Linked DNA regions of Homo sapiens: region 1 is linked to region 2. The links are chromatin loops, found by intact Hi-C in ENCODE. Cell type or tissue: Calu3. All regions are shown on one strand. Each heading gives the region's core, and the rest is flanking DNA. Links, peaks and the distances in the headings are about the cores only.

Region 1 (8,483 bases), core at 425-4,424, 70 kb before region 2:
TTACATTTGATGGGAAGGAAATAGAAAACTTGTTAATATCAAACCACCTCTAGTAGTTTGAGCATGAAAGGGTCCACGAAGTTGGCTGGCTCTCTGAAAGAAGACTTTCCTAGGGCTGGAGATTTCTCATGGGTGGCTCTGGGTAGGGCTTTGCCTCTTTCTTTCTTCATTCTGAACTCACACCATTTCTTGAAATCATTTAAACCTCTATATCCTTCTCTAGAAGAATTAGGTCTGTGGTTTACTTCATCTTTTTTTCAGGGCCTCTAACAATTTTGTTTTTCAGGTATCGGGTTGAATATGAAGCTTTGTGTAAAGTAGAAGCAGAACAAAATGAATTTATTGACCAATTTATTTTTCAGAAATGAACTGAAAATTTCGCTTTTATAGTAGGAAGGCAAAACAAAAAAAAGCCTCTCAAAACCAAAAAAACCTCTGTAGCATTCCAGCGGCTTGACCAATGACCTATGTCACAAGAGGTGGCGTGTAAGGAATGCAGCCCCCTGAAGACAGCACTACAAGTCTGGGGGAGCCAGTTTTAACATCAGTGCACAGCTGCTGCTGGTGGCCCTGCAGTGTACGTTCTCACCTCTTATGCTTAGTTGGAACTAAGCAGTTTGTAAACTTTCATCCTTTTTTTTGTAAATTCACAAAGCTTTGGAAGGAGAAGCAATAAATTTTTGTTTTCAAATGGCTTGATGTACCTTTTTTCCTGTTGCTCTTGAAATATGTTTAACTCCTCATGAGAGAACCCTGGATTCTCTATCCCCTAGTCCACAAAACAAACCAGGCAGTGGTCAGCAGCTACCTTTATTTGGATCACACACGTGAGTCAGACAGTACCACTAATCGGGCCAATATGGCTTGTGAGCAAAATGGGTGAAAATAGAGGGAACTGACTGGGACCTGTTGTCTAACATCATTTTAAGGTTGAACTTGAGCAAAGACTTAGAGAAAGCTGATGGAATGCCAAGCATCAACGTGAAGAGACCCTCTATGCACACAGTGGATATGTTATGCCTGGCTGTAGCCACCTTCTCTTCTGAAAACAAGATGGGAATGACGGAACTGTATTAAAAGATTAAGTTATCCACTAGGGAGCATACTAGCACACTTCCAGATCAGCCTTGAGATGCTAGACTTCAGATACAGGGACTTGTGTCAGGTGGCCTCTAGAAATGTGGAAGACTAAGATTTAGAAATAAACTAATTTAAAAGCAAACAAACAAAAAAAACTTTCGCCTAGGATGATCTGTTTACAACAGAAACAAAAACATTTTCCAGTTTAATCCATTTGACTGAAAGTCATTGTTGGGCTGACCCTTAAGGAAAACTTAAGTTTAAACTTCCTTTGCATAGTATGTTTTCTCTTTTTTCCTTGGGTTAGAGGTGGGAACAAGAAAACATTGATATAGTTTTGAATTAACATTAAAGAGGCAAAATTTCACATTTAAAATGGCCCAAAATATCCCACTATTCATTTTGCTGACAGGTGATACACTCTTGAGAATCAGGAGTGGAGGGTTTAGTCATAAGCATATATGCTGTGGGTCAGGTGACTCATGAACATGTCAAACAGGCCATGTTCTTTAGCAGTTTCTGGTCTGGTCCTGCTTTTAGTAATCTTGCGGTGGAACTCAGGCACACAGTTATTTGGTACCACTTCCTTATAACCTAGCCCACACCCCTTTGCCCACCCTCAAGCCGATCGGTCTGTTCATCCCAGTGCCCTTAGAAGGTGAAGGTTTGGGCTGGGCCCAGTGGTTCACGTCTGTAATCCCAGCACTTAGGGAGACTGAGGTGGGCAGATCACTTGAGCCTAGGCGTTCGAGACCAACCTGGGCAACATGGCAAAACCCTGTCTCCACACACACAAAAAAAACAAAACAAATTAGCCATACGTGTTGGTACACACCTGTAGTTCTAGCTACTTGGGAGGCTAAGGAAGATGGCTTGAGCCCAGGAGGCGGAGGTTGCAGTGAGCCGAGATCATGCCACTGCCCTTTACTCCAGCCTGGGCAACAGAGTGAGACTGTCTTAAAAAAAAAAAAAAAATGGAAGAAGGTGAGGGTTTGACATGGTTCCTGACACCATCTTGCTCTTGTGCATTGCTGCCAGTGTTTCAAATGCTGCTGAAGACGTGGGTTCTGAGCAGTGTTCCTTGTATTGTATCCAACAAGCAACCACCCTGTAGGCATCTCTACCCTGGGCCAGTGGTTGTTTCCTTCATTTTTTTTTTCTTTTCTCTTCATACTTGTAGTAGGGGCTCCGCAACATGAAAATTAAAAGTATGAATGGGATGAGTAAGTAGGGGGCATAGACAGACACAAGGGTTAACCGTTCATGCAAAGTCTCAGGTCTTTGTCCCTTGAAACCACTGGCTTTGGAGAAATCCTCAAACAGAAATGTGGAGAGTATCGGAATTAAGGTTGTCATGGTGTGAACAGAGTAGATGATTGCAGGAGTTCGAATCCACTTGCAGCTTCCTGAGGTAGTCAGGGGAAAAGAAAAATGGTTAGGTCTGTTCATGACTCAAAGGTGTCCATGACCTTCCCACTGTCTCTGCCTGCCTGCTTTCTTCTACTCCCTTCTCCAAGTGGAAACTCGGAACTGGAAACCTGGATGTGCCACACTGCCCAACATGCAGACTTACGTGACAGCTCACCGACAGCTCGCCAAAGAACCAAGAATGGGGGTCAGAACATAACTCGGAAAAGCTCTAGGGCAATAAAACTGCCATTACCGGTTAAACCTGTGTGGTACAAAATCCAAGGGGAGGGAAATCCCTGCCCCATGGCATCTGTTTGTTCAGTAATTATATATAGGTGAGAGGATCAGAAGGCAGATTCAGTGACCCCAGGGGGTGCCAATGGGAAACGAGCATTTTCAGTGGTTTTAGCTTATCAAGTACACGTGTATGGTCACCTTTTTAAAAAAGCATTGATTATATGAGAACACTAAGAATAATTTTAAAATGAGAAGCACATTAGGGATTAGCCTGATGCTACAGCTTATAAGTCAGTATGATACTATCCAACGCAGAGAAATAAAAGCCAACAAAAAGAGAAATTAATTCTGTTGGGGAACAAAACAAAAGGGAACAAGCTCATTGTTTAAGTGGTCTCAGGCTTCATGTGTATGCAAGGGATTTCCAGACGACTGAGGCAGCCGTGCAGGCCTGCTGACCACAGACATGAGCCTGAGCCACACTAATGTCCCTTTACAAGATCTACCCTGGCTATTTACCCCAGATCCTGTAGCATTCTCCCACAAACTATGGGGACCATCCCCTTCCCTTTGGAGATACTTTCCCAAAAGATTTCTGGGACCTGATTTCTGAGTAAAAATGGGATTTTCCCACCATTTACCAACCTTTGAGGAAGGCATACGTTGCAATGGGAAAGAAAGGCAGCTGAAACACAAGCTCGCAAAACAGAAAGGACTTAAACCAGGCTGGGGGCTCCTGTAGCAGTGGGTCTTTGAACTCCTTAGCATACCACTTCAGCAGGTTTCTAAACTGAAAAAGAAAACGATCATGATGAATTACAGCCACTTGCCCTCAACAGGCTCGGCGCTAGCTCATTTGAAAATACACTGGAGGAGCCTGTCATTAATTAGCCACCCCCCACTACCCCGGCAGCAGATGGCATGTCCAGCTGGCTTTTGTGACACAGCCTAGGTGGTCATTTAATAAAAACTTACTATCCCTAACTCAAATGTTCCCTTCTCTGAAATTTTCTCAACTCTTCCAGCCCCTTCTTTGTGTTACCCAGAATCTGTTCATAATTCCAAGATAACACATCCAGGTGTGTTGGCCACTGTCAGGAGCAACAATAAGTATCTGGCACTTGGTAGGCACTCAGGGTGTTCGCTGAATGAACAAATGTGACATTTCTGTCAACAATATCATTCTTTGTTTAAAAAAACAAATACACATGAAAACCATCCTGACACTTTCCCTTTTGTAATGGCAACTACACACCAAACTCCTCCAAAGGCCAGATTCCCTCAAATGCAGAAATGAATTGAATTTCCCTCTTCTTTTTGCGGGGTGGGGGTGGGAGTGAAAGGGGAAGTAAATCTAACCTCTGTGGCGATGTAATTTTGGACACTTTAATTCCAATATGACAAACAAGTTCCTTAACTCCCCTAATTCTAATTTTTGGTTTATTTTAGGAGACAGGATTTTAGTGGAAGAACAAACTCTGCCCCAAACTACAAACTACCTAGTAGCTTCTTGGTTATGCAGGGTTTTAGCGTCTCAGTTCTAGCTTGGGCCCCACGCTTGTAATTACCTTGTCAAATAAAAAGGATGCGGATCCATGCTGACCTGGCTACAGGCAGAGAAAAGAAGCAGAGTTTAAGGCTTCCCATCTTGGGCTTTTATAGGAGCCCAAAGCCTAGTGCTCTTGGCTCTATGTGGACTACTAAACGTTTGTCACATTTAACCTCCTAGATGTGGCGCTGCCCTGACACACAGGCCTTCAAAGACAAATAAGTCTTGATATTATGATTAATAAAGGCAACTCCAGGGTAAGAATTTATCTTACTTACAATGGAAAATCCAAGAATATTTTTCCTGTTAATTTTTAATCAAAAGATAAAGCCTCGCTATTGTGAAATAGAAGCCCCACTGCTGCAAGAGCACTTTAAGCAAACATCCAGAAACAAATATCCTGTTAGCATATTATTAATTTCAGAAAGGCTTTGGCTAGATAACCAATTTATTGACCAAAGGATATCCAAATTTGTACTTAATTTGAAATTGAAATTCATAGCAATGCCCTTCGCTTCCTTCTAAGCACTTTTCTGGATGGGAATGTGGTTTGAATAGGATTGAATTGATAAGAAACACAAAGGCTAAGTCACTGTCCCTCTCCAGGGTTCTACTTCCTCATCTGTAAAATGAGCAACTTGGACTAGATGTTTTCTTAAGATCCCTTTTTTGCTTTTTAGATTTTTAAAAATACTGGATGACACTACCTGCTTTAAAAGATTGACTATAAAATTATTATTATTTTTTTTGAGACAGTCTCTGTTGCCCAGGCTGGTGGAGTGTGGTGATTTGATCTCGGCCCACTGCAGCCTCAACATCCCGGGCTCAGATGATTCTGTCACCTCAGCTTCCCCAGTAGCTGGGACTACAGGTATGCGCCACCAAGCCCAGCTAATTTTCTGTAGAGACGGGGTTTTGCCACATTGCCCAGGCTGGTTTCGAACTCCTGGGCACAAGCGATCCTCGCTTCAGCCTCCCAAAGTGCTGGGATTACAGGTGTGAGCCACTGCACCCGGCCTGACTGCAAAATTTAAGAGGCATTCTGGGCCAGGCCCGGTGGCTCATGCCTATAATCCCAGCACTTTGGGAGGTCAAGGCGGGTGGATCACCTGAGGTCAGGAGTTTGAGACCAGCCTGGCCAACATGGTGAAACCTCGTCTCTACTAAAAATACAAAAATTAGCTGGGTGTGGTGGCTCACGCCTGTAATCCTAGCAACTCTGGAGGCTGAGGTTGCAGTGAGCCGAGATCGAGCCACTGCACTCCGGCCTGGGTGACAGAGCGAGACTCCATCTCAAAAAAAAATTAAAAAAAAAAAAAGGCATTCTGGCCATTTGAACTTCACTTTCTATTCAATTTGTTTACAACCTCTCTGATCCAACTATTTCATAAACTGAGGCAGACTTGTACAGCACTTTAATTTCTAAGGCCTACAAGATGAGATCAGCAAAATTTAAAAAACAATCACCCAGATGTCGTAATAATGAATTATCATAATCGTAACCAACCATCTGCCCACAGTCATATACCTGCCACCTGATGCCAGAATGAGGCTGGGACTAATTGTGAGTAGGAGAGTAGAAAGCCCAGGCACCTGGCAGATGGGTGAGGCGTGTAGGACCTGGGGTAGAGTGCCTGGCTTTAGGCAAGGCCTTTAATCTCCCTACACTTGTGTCCCCATCAATAAAATAGAGCCAGTAATAGTGCCTACTTCACTATTGGTAAGAGAGTGACTTAATACATGTAGTCTTTAAAATAATGGCTAGCACATAATGATTAATTGAATGTAATTAATACATATTTGGAGATATTCAAGTTTAATCCCATTAAAATCGCAGCTCACGACTGGTCATTAAAAATTATTAGTTATGGCCTCCCTACCAAAGGTAATGAAACTGTTTCCACTTATACCTGACTCTATTTGACTCAACCCACCCTTGTTATACATAAAAGATTCACCTGGCCTGCACGCACGATCTCTAAACCAGTGGTTGCTACTCACCAATCTTGTACTTCTATAATTTAGAATGGGAACACAGACTGATTTCAGAGCCAGATGCTCACTTGTTTTTCCTTATTTTTACCAGAAGCAATGTTACCCAGCTGCAAATGATACTACAAAATGCTTCCCATCCTCTCCTTACCATGTTCTTATCCAAACTAAATTCTTACTGTTTCATAATAAAATAAGAGTTTTTCCAGGCCAGGCGTGGTGGTTCACACCTGTAATCCCAGCACTTTGGGAGGCTGAGGCATGCAGATCGCTTGAGGTCAGGAGTTTGAGACCAGCCTGGCCAACATGGTGAAACACCATCTATAACAAAATATAAAAATTAGCCAGGCGTTGTGGCAAGCACCTGTAATCCCAGCTATTTGGGATGCTGAGGCAGGAGAATTGCTTGAACCCGAGAGGCAGAGGTTGCAGTGAGCCGAGATTGCACCACTGCACTACAGCCTGGGCGACAAGAGACTGTCTCAAAAACAAAATCAAAAAAAAAAAAGAAAGAAAAACAAAAAGTAAATAAAAAAATGAGTTTTTCCAAGCAGTGATTTGGTGCAATCCAAGAAAAAAAATTTATTGTGCATGTTTCAGCCCAACCACTAGGTGATCTCCTACAGGTTTTTTAACTCTAGGGAAACATTCCTTCTATTTCAGGAAGAAAATGACAGATGTTAAATTTTGGCATTTTTCAAAGAGAATATGAGAATAACTCAAGGCGTTTATTATTATTTGCCCCATAGAGAAGCAACAAAATCAGCATTTCCTACACCAAAGCAACAAGAATGGAGGCACAGACCTTCCATGCCAGGATGCCACCGAGCTAATGCCTTCAAACATCATCACACACACAGATACACACACACCCAGGATGCCCGTGCTAATGCCTAAATCTCACACAAACACACACACACACACACACACACACACACACACACACACACAGGTTCTGGCCAGATGCTGCCTGCACTGGCCCTTGGGCCTTCTGCAGTAAGTCAGCATTAAAAAAATAAAGCTGACGCTGGGCACGGTGGGTCACACCTGTAATCTCAGCACTTTGGGAGCCCGAGGCAGGAGGATGGCTTGAGCCCAGAAGACCAGCCTGGGTAACACAGTAAGACATCATCTCTACAAAAAATAAAAAATTAGCCAGGTGTGGTGGTGTGCACCTATAGTCCTAGCTACTCAGGAGACAGGTGGGAGGATCTCTTGTGCTCAGGTTCAAGGCTGTGGTAAGCCATGACTGCATCACAGCACGCCAAGCCTGGGTGACAAAGGACCCTGTTTCTAAAAAAAAGACTGAGAAAATTTTATCAAATGTAAACATTTAAATGGGATCTTTATGATATGATGCTGAGCACCTTTTAAGTGTATTTTGTTAGGGGTGAGCAAGACGGGCTTGTGAGAATGGCACATCCAGGAAGGATAAAGAAGACAACAGCTGTGAAGTCTGGAATGGCTACATGGAGTAGCAGGCTAATTACCAAGTATTAAAAGGTCCTATAACACCAGAGATTGTAAACAGGCAGCCTGTCTGAGTATTGCTGGCCACACAGGTTTCAAAAACCACAGATAGGCCAACACTGTAGTAGATTTTCCTTTCTTCAGGGCAATTAATGGTTACTGCAGAGCTGCGATGACCTCTTCGGTCTTTGGGAAGAGTCTGTACTCTCTGGCCCTGTAGTAGGCTGAATAATGGCCCCCAAAGATAACCACATCCTAATCCCTGGAACCTGTGACTATTACTTTATTTGGCAAAAGGGACTTTGCAGATGTAATTAAGGATTTTGAAATGGGAGATTTTCTGGGTTATCTGGTGGGCCCTGAATGTATGACAAGTGTCTTTATAAAAGCGAAGCAGAGGGAACTCTGACTACAGAAAGGGAGGCAATGTGATGACCCGAAGCAGAGATTGAAGTGACGTGAACACAAGCCAAGGAACATTGGCAGCCACCAGAAAATGGAAGAGGCAAGAACCAGATTCTCCCCTGGAGCCCTCAGAAGGAGTGAGCCCTGCCTTGATTTGAGCACTGTAAGATTTCATTGTGAACTTCTGGCCTCCAGAACTGTAAACAAATAAATCTGTTAAATCACTACATTTGTGGTAACTACAACAGCAATATGAAAACTAACCCACCCTGTATATGTTTGAGCTTATAATTTAACTCAACTCTCTCAACAGTTGAGGAGGATATAGAGCCCTGACCTG
Region 2 (9,692 bases), core at 3,140-7,139:
CAGCAATATTTCTCTTATTTGCTTTTGTAAGAAGAGAAATATGACTCTGTTCCGCCTGGCTCCCAGGCAGTCAGATCTAATGGTTATCTCCCTTGTTCCCTGAACATCGCTGTTATCCTGTTCTTTCTTCAAGGTACTCAGACTTCATATTGTTTAAATGCACATGCTTTACGAACAATTTATGCAGTTAACGAAACCATCACAGGGTCCTGAGGCGACAGGCATCCTCAACTTATGAAGATGATGGGATTAAGAGATTAAAGACAGGCACAGGAAATCACAAGAGTATTGATTGGGGGAGTGATAAATGTCCATGAAGTTTTCACAATTTATGTTCAGAGACTGTAGTAAAGACAGGCATAAGAAATTGTAAAAGTATTAATTTGGGGAACTAATAAATGTCCATGAAATCTTCACAATTTATGTTCTTCTGTCACGGCTTCAGCAGGTCCCTCCATTCGGGGGGTCCCTGACTTCCCACAACAAGCATGGTGGCAGGTGCCTGTAATCACAGCTATGGGAGGCTGAGGCAGAAGAATTGCTTGAACCCGGGAGGCAGAAGTTGCAGTGAGCCAAGATCCTGCCATTGCACTCCAGCTTTGACAACAAGAGTGAAACTCCATCTCAAAAAAAAAATGTCCATATGCAGTAAATAATGACTTTTTTCTTTTAGAGATTTAGAAACTTAATCCCTATTTAAGAGCTTTCATATACAGTCATGCATTGCTTGCCATATGAGGAGGAGCTTGAGAAATGTGTCATTAGGTGATGTCACCTTGTGCTAACATCATAGCGTATACTTACACAAACCCAGGTGGTATAGCCCACAGCACACCTAGGCTATGTGGTATGGCCTACAGCTCCTAAGCTACGAACTGTACTATATGTTACTGCTGTTAGGTTTTGAAGGGAAGGTGAGGGCTAAAGAAAGACACAGAAAGAGGGCAGCTTAACAGCAAATGCAGGCTTTACATCCAGCATAAAACCTACAAAAGACCAGCCTAATGCCAGAGCCTACACTGCTTACAGGCTGGGGCAATTTATAGGTATGGGTGGGAGTGGCCTGGGCAGTATGGCTTGCTGCCCGGCAGGATATTGATGAGATATTCGTTCCCACGATGTGGCTGTTCTGGCCCTTGTTCCAGCAGGATGTCATCATGGTGTTCCTTGGATCTTTGTCCAGCAAGACATGATAGGGATATTTCTTTAGTTGGGCCTTTGTCCACCTTGTGGTCAGGTGGTTAGGCAAGATGTTTCTCACAGCACAAACCCCTGTGAAATGTTTCACTTTGACCAAGATCTGCAAAATAGCAGGGAGCTTACAACATGGTGCAGTTTGGACTAACATTCTTGCCTTTTACTTTAAAAGGAAGAGGGGCATTGTTGACTGTCTGGCTGCTTCTTGCTGAATAGGGCGCTGTACTCAGGTTTGTGTTTTGAAGCAGTGGGTGTTTGACTTCACAATTGTTTTCTTTCTTTTTTTTTTTTTTTTTTTTTTTAGATGGAGTCTTGCCCTTGTTGCCCAGGCTGGAATGTAATGACACAATCTCGGCTCACTGCAACATCCGCCTCCTGGGTTCAAGCAATTCTCCAGCCTCCAGCCTGTAGGCACCTACCACCATGCCTGGCAAATTTTTGTATTTTTAGTAGAGACAGGGTTTCACCATGTTGGCCAGGCTGGTCTTGAACTCCTGACCTCAGGTGATCTGCCCACCTTGGCCTCCCAAAGTGCTGGGATTACAGGCGTGAGCCAGCACACCCTACCCAGAGCTGTTTTCCTTGAGGCACTGATATTGGACTTGGCAGAAGAGAATGATGGTATTAATGTGTTTCTGGGTGTTGCCTGGACAAGGGAGTTCAGCCTTTGGAAGAGAAAGTGGGATAGGAAGTGAGTACACATGGGCCAATTGTTAGTATTATGAGGAGGAAAATTTGGGGTCCTAAGAAAGGGCCAACCAGCTATCCTGGTGCTGAGTGTAGCAGAGATGTTTTGCCCCTGCTAAAGAGAATGAAGTGTACAGCCCGCCTGGTGTGTGTGGAGAAGGAGGAAACAGGGACTACTAAAGGAACCTGAATAGTTTGGTTGTTAGGCAAAATGTTAATGTTTGGAGATTGAAACACCAGGGTGCATGTTCCTGGCCAATTGGCCAGTAGGCAGCGATAAGAGTTTGTACTGCAAAGGAAGAAGATCACAGGTGCACACCACCACGCCCGGTTAATTATTACATTTTTTTTATAGAGACGAGGTTCCCTAAGCCCCCCAAGGGCAGCCTAGGGAATTCTGGCACTCTCCAGATGTCAGAGGTCATAATCAAGGATGACGCCTTTAGTTAGACAAACCAACTTTGAGCCTTCACTCCACACTATAGGGGAGTCCCAGACAAGAACACAGCTTGGGCTGGGCACAGTGGCTCACACCTGTAATCCCAGCACTTTGGGAGGCCGAGGTGGGCAGATCACTTGAGGTCAGGAGTTTGAGACCAGCCTGGCCAACAAAGTGAAACCCCATCTCTACTAAAAATACAAAAATCAGCTGGGCATGGTGGCAGGGACCTGTAGTCCTAGCTACTTGGGAGGCTGAGGCAGGAGAATTGCTTGAACCTGGGAAGCGGAAGTTGCAGTGAGCTGAGGTCACGCCACTGCACTCCAGCCTGGACCACACAGCAAGACTCTGTCTCAAAAATAATAATAATAATAATAATTAATAATAATATGCAGCCACAAAAAAGAATGAGTTCATGTCCTTTGCAGGGACATGGATGAAGCTGGAAACCATCATTCTCAGCAAACTAACACCAGAACAGAAAACCAAACACCACATGTTCTCATAAGTGGGAGTTGAACAATGAGAACACAAGGACACAGGGAGGGTAACATCACACACTGGGGCTTGTCGGGAGGTGGGGGACAAGGGGAGGGAGAGCAGTAGGACAAATACCTAATGCATGCAGCTTAGCTTAAAACCTAGATCACGGGTTGATGGGTGCAGCAAACCATCATGGCACATGTGTACCTATATAACAAACCTGCATGTTCTGCACATGTATCCCAGAACTTAAGTAAAATAATAATAATGTGTTATATATCATATGTCATATGATATGAATGTAGCTATAATGACAATAATAGCTATTAAAATGGCATTTGAGGCAGGTCTTGAAGGATATGCAGCCTCATTGGCCAAAATTTCCATCACTCCCTGCTTGTTCTCCCCTCTGTCAGTCAATCAGCTGCTACCAGGGAGGTCTAGTTTCTGAAACACGGGAACTGTGTGAGCAGAAGGGTGAGGAGGAGGGCGTTTGAAGGCGAGGTAGCTCTGCAGCCCCCAAGCTGCCCTCCACACTGGAAACCAGTCAAGGCGTGGCCTCCTCAGCTGGGCTTGACATCCTGTTCTGCTCTGGACCTGCCAAGGGTCAAGCTCTGAGGGTTTCCTGCCAGGCTGCAGGGAGGGGTTTGGGTGTAGAACTGGTGGACTGGAAATGAACCGATTTGCCCCCAGATTAATGATTAACAGGTTACTACCCTCACCGTGTCTGGGAGAGGAGCCCAACTCCAGGCTGGGCCAGGGGGAGCCCAATAGCACCTACCTCTGCTTGGGGGTTTCGGAGATATGCTCCATGATGGGACTGGAATCTACGGGTGATTTCTGAGGGTACCTGGGGCCTGGCCAGGCTGCATAACCTCTGGTGAGGCTTCTGACTTCTGGGGCATACAGAGAGGGTGTGGCATCCAGCCAGACATCCTGGCTAAGGCAGGTGGCTTCAAACAGGAGAGCTGTGCCCTTGGCTCAGAGGGATGTGGGCCTCTCTAACCACTCCTGGCTTGACCACAGGACTTGCCTTGGCCAGTGGCACCTGAGCAACAGTGGCAAGTGCCACATCCAAGCAGGAGCTCTAAGAGCTATCCCCTGCTTCCACCTTTGCTTTGCTCTTTTTTTTTTGGATACAGGGTCTCACTTTGTTGCTCAGGCTGGAGTGCAGTGACGCGATCTCAGCTCACTGCAGCCTCTGCCTCTCAGGCTCAAGCTATCCTCCCATCTCAGCCTCCCAAGTAGCTGGGACTACAGGCTTGTGCCATCATGCACTGCTAATTTTTGTATTTTTAGTAGAGATGGGGTTTCATTATGTCACCCAGGATGGTCTCAAACTTCTGGACTCAAGAAATTCACCTGCCTTGGCCACCCAAAGTGCTGGGATTACAGGCGTGATCCACCACACCCAACCCACTTTTGCTCTTTTACCATGGCTATGAGGTCAGGATGCCCCAGAATGGGGTTACTTCTTTCGGTGGGGGGGAGTCCTGGAATGATGTATATTCCACCCACACTGGGGGCCACCAGGGTATAGGACAGCAAACATTTTGAAGCAGCAGAGCTATCTCACAGTTTCTGGGAAGAAGGAAGGCAAGCTCTAATTCCAATTTCCACCCTGCTGCCAATATGTTGAATGACCAAGCCAGTTGCAGCCTCCTCATTAAACCATCATTTCCATATCTGGACAAAGGGGAGACTCTGCTTAGTTGGAGAGTAAAGCATATTGCAAAACGAGAGAAATTTCGGAAACTCCAGTTAGCAGGAAGGTAGGCCTGCATGTGGTTAGTCCATTTCATATAATCCTCCCAGCAACCCTAGGAGGTAGAGAAGATCACTCTCCCCAATTTCCAGAAGAGAAAAACCAAGGAAACCGCACAGCTATAAAGTCAGTCTTAGAATTTGGCAGCTTGGCTCCAGAATCGATGAACTTTGGATCTAGGAGAACAAGAAGTCTGGGATTGATGGCCTGATGGGAATTCAGCTCCTTCACCTTCATCCAACCATCCATCAGTCCTTCCTCCCTTCCCTTCTTTCCTTTCCTCCCCTTCCCTCCTTTCTTTTCCTCCCCTTCCCTCCCCAGGCATCTATTTGTAGCAGGCACCAAGTGGTCAGATGGTTGAAGGTCTATCTGGGAAGTATGGAAACATGTTAGATTGGTATGGGATTACCTGGGCAGCAACATTATGTAAGGGAGAGAGGGATGTCAGGGGACCTTGGCTGGGTGTCCGCTCAATGTGCACATCCCCTCTGCCGGCCTCCTCTTAGGAATGTGGCTCTCCTGGCCAGGCAGCGACAAATACTATGTGCGCTATTTCCCAAACTTCTTGGATCACAAAAGCTAGCCGGGGAATGTGGTAAATATACATATTTCCAGGCTCAATTCCAGACCAGTAGACTCCGAATTGCCCAGCATGGATCCTGGGAAAGTGTATTTTTAATAAGCACTCCAGATGATTTTTCTAACTGGGCAAGTTTGGGAAACAGGGTGGATAAGAAGAGCAGAGATCGGAATCTGGAAAACTTGGGTTTAAGGTCCTGCAGCAAACCTTGTTCCAGGAACTTTGGTTTCCTAATCTGTAAAATGGGGATGGGACCCCCATGGGGTCAGCCTGCCACCCAGAAGGGCAGTAAATGAAGCCCCCGAGAAGGCCCCCTTCCCTTCATCTGCCCCACGCCACCATCCCCAAGGCTCACCCATCTCCCTCTTCTTGCCCTCTCCAGCCTGACGGGGTGGGAGGTCTTGACGCCATTCCCAGGATTGGGCGCTGCGGTGGCCCCAACACGGGGTGGGGCCAACCTGAAGCAGTGTGACCTGCTGATGCTGAAGTTTTCCCAGCGGCAGAAGCAGCTCTGCTGGAGGGACCCCTACCTGGCTGAGACCCTGCGGGACGCTGCACACCTGGGCCTGCTCCAGTTTCAGTCCCATCCTGAGTTCCATCCTGAGTTCCAGCTCCGTCGTGAGCGCTGGAACTGTAGCCTAGAGGGCAGGATGGGCCCGCTCAGGAGAGGTGGGGAGGAGGGCCAGGGAGGAGGAGGGCTGGGAGAAGAACGCTGGGGGGAGGAGGAGGCTGGGAGAGGCCACCTTTTCCTCTTCCCTGGCCCCTGTGCCCAGGCCACACTGCCCTTCCTGCCCTAGCAAGTCCCAGATGAGAAGAGTCCTGGGAGGTAATAAGGGGCAGTTGAAGGCCAGGTGTGGCCCAGCCTCAGGTTTGGGGGAGCAGAGGAGCAAGGAAGATCCAAGAGAGGAGGAGACACAAGCCCGTTTTGGAGGAGCCCACAGATGAGATGGGGGGTCCCTCGGTTTCCTCCCTCTGCCTCTTCCACATCCACATGTGAAGCTAAGCACATGGACACGTGAGCATGGGTGGCAGCTGCTTCCAGGCCCGAGGAGGTGAGCCAGGCCATGTATTTGTTCGCTCATTCATCTGTCCCTTTGTCCCTTTGTGGGTCACATCCATTGATCCATGAGTCCCTCCTTCCCTTCTGCTCCTCCCTCCCTTCCTCCTGCCTCCCTCCCACCTCCACCCACCCCCTAAGCATCCAAGGAGGCCCACGGTGAGCTGGGCACTGTGCCAGATGCTGAAAGTTCAGAGCTGAACAAGACCCCAGCTGCCCTCAGGAAGCATGCAGTCTAGAGGGCAGAACACAGGACACCATGAGACTCCCTCACCAAGGGGAAAGGGCTTCTATGGGACTTTAAAAAAAAAATGCAGTGATGCTGTACAGGGCAGCCAGGCCCCTCCTAGGCCAGCTGCTCTCCACGGTCTGCAGCCTAGCTAATGGCCTCTCTCTCTGTCTCTCTCGGGATGTCACCAGCACCCCAGATGCACTGGAGGGCAGGTAGGAAGGAGTGAGCCCCTGGGAGGCCAGGTTTGGGCCACCCCCAGCAGAGAGGAGTAGCGGTGGTCCCAGAGTGGGTTGGATGGTCAGTCTGGGGCAAGTCAGCCAGGAGACTCAAGATCACTATTACTGGGTCTGTTCCACAGTGGGTAGCAGAGAATGATATTTGAGAACCATCATGCCTCACAGGAAGCCCACGGGGCTTATCTCAGGGGCCCTGGAAATGGGCCGGTCCAAATGGTCACACACCAACTTGGAGCCCCTGTCCTGCTGCTCTCTGGGAACCTGGGCACATACTCCACAGTGAATTTGGAAGGTCCATTTAAATGGCAGCTTTCAGTCAGAGTTTAAGGGGTGATTGACAGGGATACCCACCTGGAGCTGTGTCCTCAAGCCGCATTCCCTCGTCCTGCCCATCACAGCGCTGCCACCACTGCCTCCTGCCCTCAGAGGTTGGCAGGCAGCCTCTGAGCGTCCTCCTTTCCTTTCTTCCACCTTTCCTCCCTCCCCATAACCCTCCACAGTTCCCGGAATTAGTAAGGGAGTCCAGAAGAGTGAGGGGCTGAGAGCCCTCAGTGCCTGCAAAAGAGCCTGGGTTTGTTAGGACAGCTGAGACTGCAAAAGGACACATCGTTTGAGCTCTTGTAGGGGCGGGGGGATGTTCAGCACTGGGCTGTGACTAATGGGAATAAGGAATAGCCTGTTTACTGGTATTTAGGGTACACTGGTCCCTAGATATCTCCTCCCACCCTGTACTATGGAATTTTTTCATGGTAATCTCATTTCTTTTTCTAGAGATTATTGGCTCCATAGAAATGCAGTCTTGGTCTCACTTGGCTACTGAGCCATCCCATAAACTTCAGTGACATTGACATTGAGTTTCTCACACCCCCACCAAAAGCAGGGTTTTCTTGTTTGTTTGTTTTTGTTGTTGTTTTGAGACAGAGTCTTGCTCTGTCACCCAGGCTGGAAGTGCAGTGGCGCAATCCTGGTTCACTGCAGCCTCAATTTCCCAGTCTCAAGCAATCCTCCTACCTCAGCCTCCCCAGTACCTGGGACTACAGGCATGTGCCACCCACACATAGCTTTTTTTTTTGAGATGGAGTTTTGCTCTTGTTGCCCAAGCTGGAGTGCAATGGCACGATCTTGGCTCACCGCAACCTCTGCCTCCCGAGTTCAAGAGATTTTCCTGCCTCAGCCTCCCGAGTAGCTGGGATTAGAGGCATGCACCACCACGCCCATCTAATTTTGTATTTTTAATAAAGACTGGGTTTCTCCATGTTGGTCAGGCTGGTCTCGAACTCCTGACCTCAGGTGATCTGCCCACCTCGGCCTCCCAAAGTGCTGGGATTATAGGCGTGAGCCACCATGCCCGGCCACACCTAGCTTTTAAAAAATTTTTTGTAGAGACAAGGTCTCTCTATGTTGCTTAGGCTAGTTTCAAACTCCTGGGTTCTAGTAATCCTCCTACCTCAGCCTCCCAAAGTGCTGGCATTACAGGCATGAGCCACCATGCCTGGCCAGGAGCGGGTTTTAATAAGGAGAAGAGGCCAGAAGATGAGACACTTTCAGAAGTGGAGATGGGAGAAAGCGTTTCTTTCATGAATGGAGGGGCTCACGCCTGTTAATCATCTAGCATGTGCCAGGAGCTGTCCAAAGGCTGAGCTACATAATCCAAATCCATCTTCACAACAGTCCTAACCAGCTCCATTTCACAGATGAGGATGTGGAGGCTCAGGGGAGATGATGTCCCTTAATCAAGGTCACACAGCCAGGAGGTAGTGAATTTAGGATTCCTACCCAGAAGCCCTTGCTCTTCCTAGTGTGCCCCTTCTGGGGTTGGGGTGGGCACGAAGAATCGGCGCACATTTCACAACCTTGCCCCAGAAAGGTGGCAATATTGAACGGGTAGAGGCGACCTGACAGGCCACACAGCTGAGGCTCTGTGGCCTGAGGCAGCCAAGGCCTAAGTTCATCATCCAAGCAGTCAAGACCCACCACCCTCCAGAAGGCTTAGCAGGTCATGCCTCAGGGGCTCCAAAATGGCCAGGCAGGCTGAGAAAATCTCCAAGCTGTGCAGTGGGGCCTGCAATCCTGAAACCAGAAACCATAACCCCACCCCTTCCCCATGGCAGCAGGCCTAGGGAAGGGGAATAAGGGGTGCTGGGACCCCACAGCAGCCCTGTAAGGAAAGGAGGCACCTTGGATCTAGCCAGATGGGGAGGGGCATCTGGTCTCAGCATAACTCCCTGACAGTAGCCCCTGGGAAAAGCACAGCCCCCTCTCAACCCCAGAGCCAGTTTCTCCTTGGATCTGTATACTTGGAGCAAAACATTACCCTATTCCCCAGGCCTCCCTGCCTCTGCCACCCACACCTCTGGGCCCCTGGCAGGGACTGTGCCCTGGTCAGAACAGCTGGTAGCCCATGTGCTTCCACCCCCACCTTCTCTCTGTTCCGGACTTTCAGGTCATGACACAGGGGGAGGAAAAGAAGGCTGCGCTGGAAGTGGAACTTTAGCGGGAAAGGGGGCATGGATCCTTAGGAATATAAAGGGACTCAGGTCCTGGCCAGAGACGCTTTGCTGTGCTCCTCTGCACCTGCCCAGCACCATGGTAATGTTTGGGCCCCCTATCAGCTGTATTCTCTAGGAGCCTGGGGATGGGGGCTGACACCAAGGGCCCTCCTCAGGCTCACTAAGGGCATGAAGGGGTTAGGCCAGGGCAGCCTCGTCTGCCATTCTGATGGTCAGGACAGCTACTAAGGCTTCTTATCCCTGCTTGGGATGGTGGGGATGAGTGGAGTTCCCGGTTAAAAGAGGGTTGAGGGGCTTAGGAGCTCTGGGGGTGTGCATCATGTTTATGGGCATCGTAGTCTGTGAATCATGGTGTGTTGCAGGCACAAAATTCTCTGTGCATTGGGTGTGTGAATCATCAGGCTGGCGTTCCTGTGTGTAACTGTTAGTCATTCATTTAATATGTATTATTGAGTATCTGCTAAGTGCCAGGCACTGTTCTAGGTGCTTGTGATCCATCAATAGAC

The links. A loop is a pair of places that touch in the nucleus more often than their neighbours do. Peaks named below come from ENCODE experiments on the same cell type or tissue, not always from the same donor. Only the 100,000 strongest peaks of a DNase experiment are listed, where the experiment ranks them.
Region 1: a loop joins it to region 2, with 4 times the contacts of the local background. A loop is called at or near these places in 6 of 110 quality-filtered maps.

What each region holds. Positions count from the first base shown.
Region 1 is chr17:28,320,537-28,329,019 of GRCh38, reverse strand. TMEM97 (transmembrane protein 97) reads right to left here. Exons shown (of 3, transcript NM_014573.3): 2 at 3,373-3,517; 3 at 335-2,486. The coding sequence ends at 2,227. IFT20 (intraflagellar transport 20) reads left to right here. Exons shown (of 5, transcript NM_001267776.2): 5 at 287-694. The coding sequence ends at 368. Among named protein-coding and RNA genes, the nearest start is that of TMEM97, 5.6 kb to the right of the region's middle. RefSeq lists an enhancer at 1,802-1,851. In Calu3, for the core only: no CTCF peak of the experiment used is centred there; a DNase peak (open chromatin) is centred at 2,749.
Region 2 is chr17:28,252,513-28,262,204 of GRCh38, reverse strand. No RefSeq gene overlaps it. Among named protein-coding and RNA genes, the nearest start is that of TMEM97, 62 kb to the left of the region's middle. In Calu3, for the core only: no CTCF peak of the experiment used is centred there; no DNase peak of the experiment used is centred there.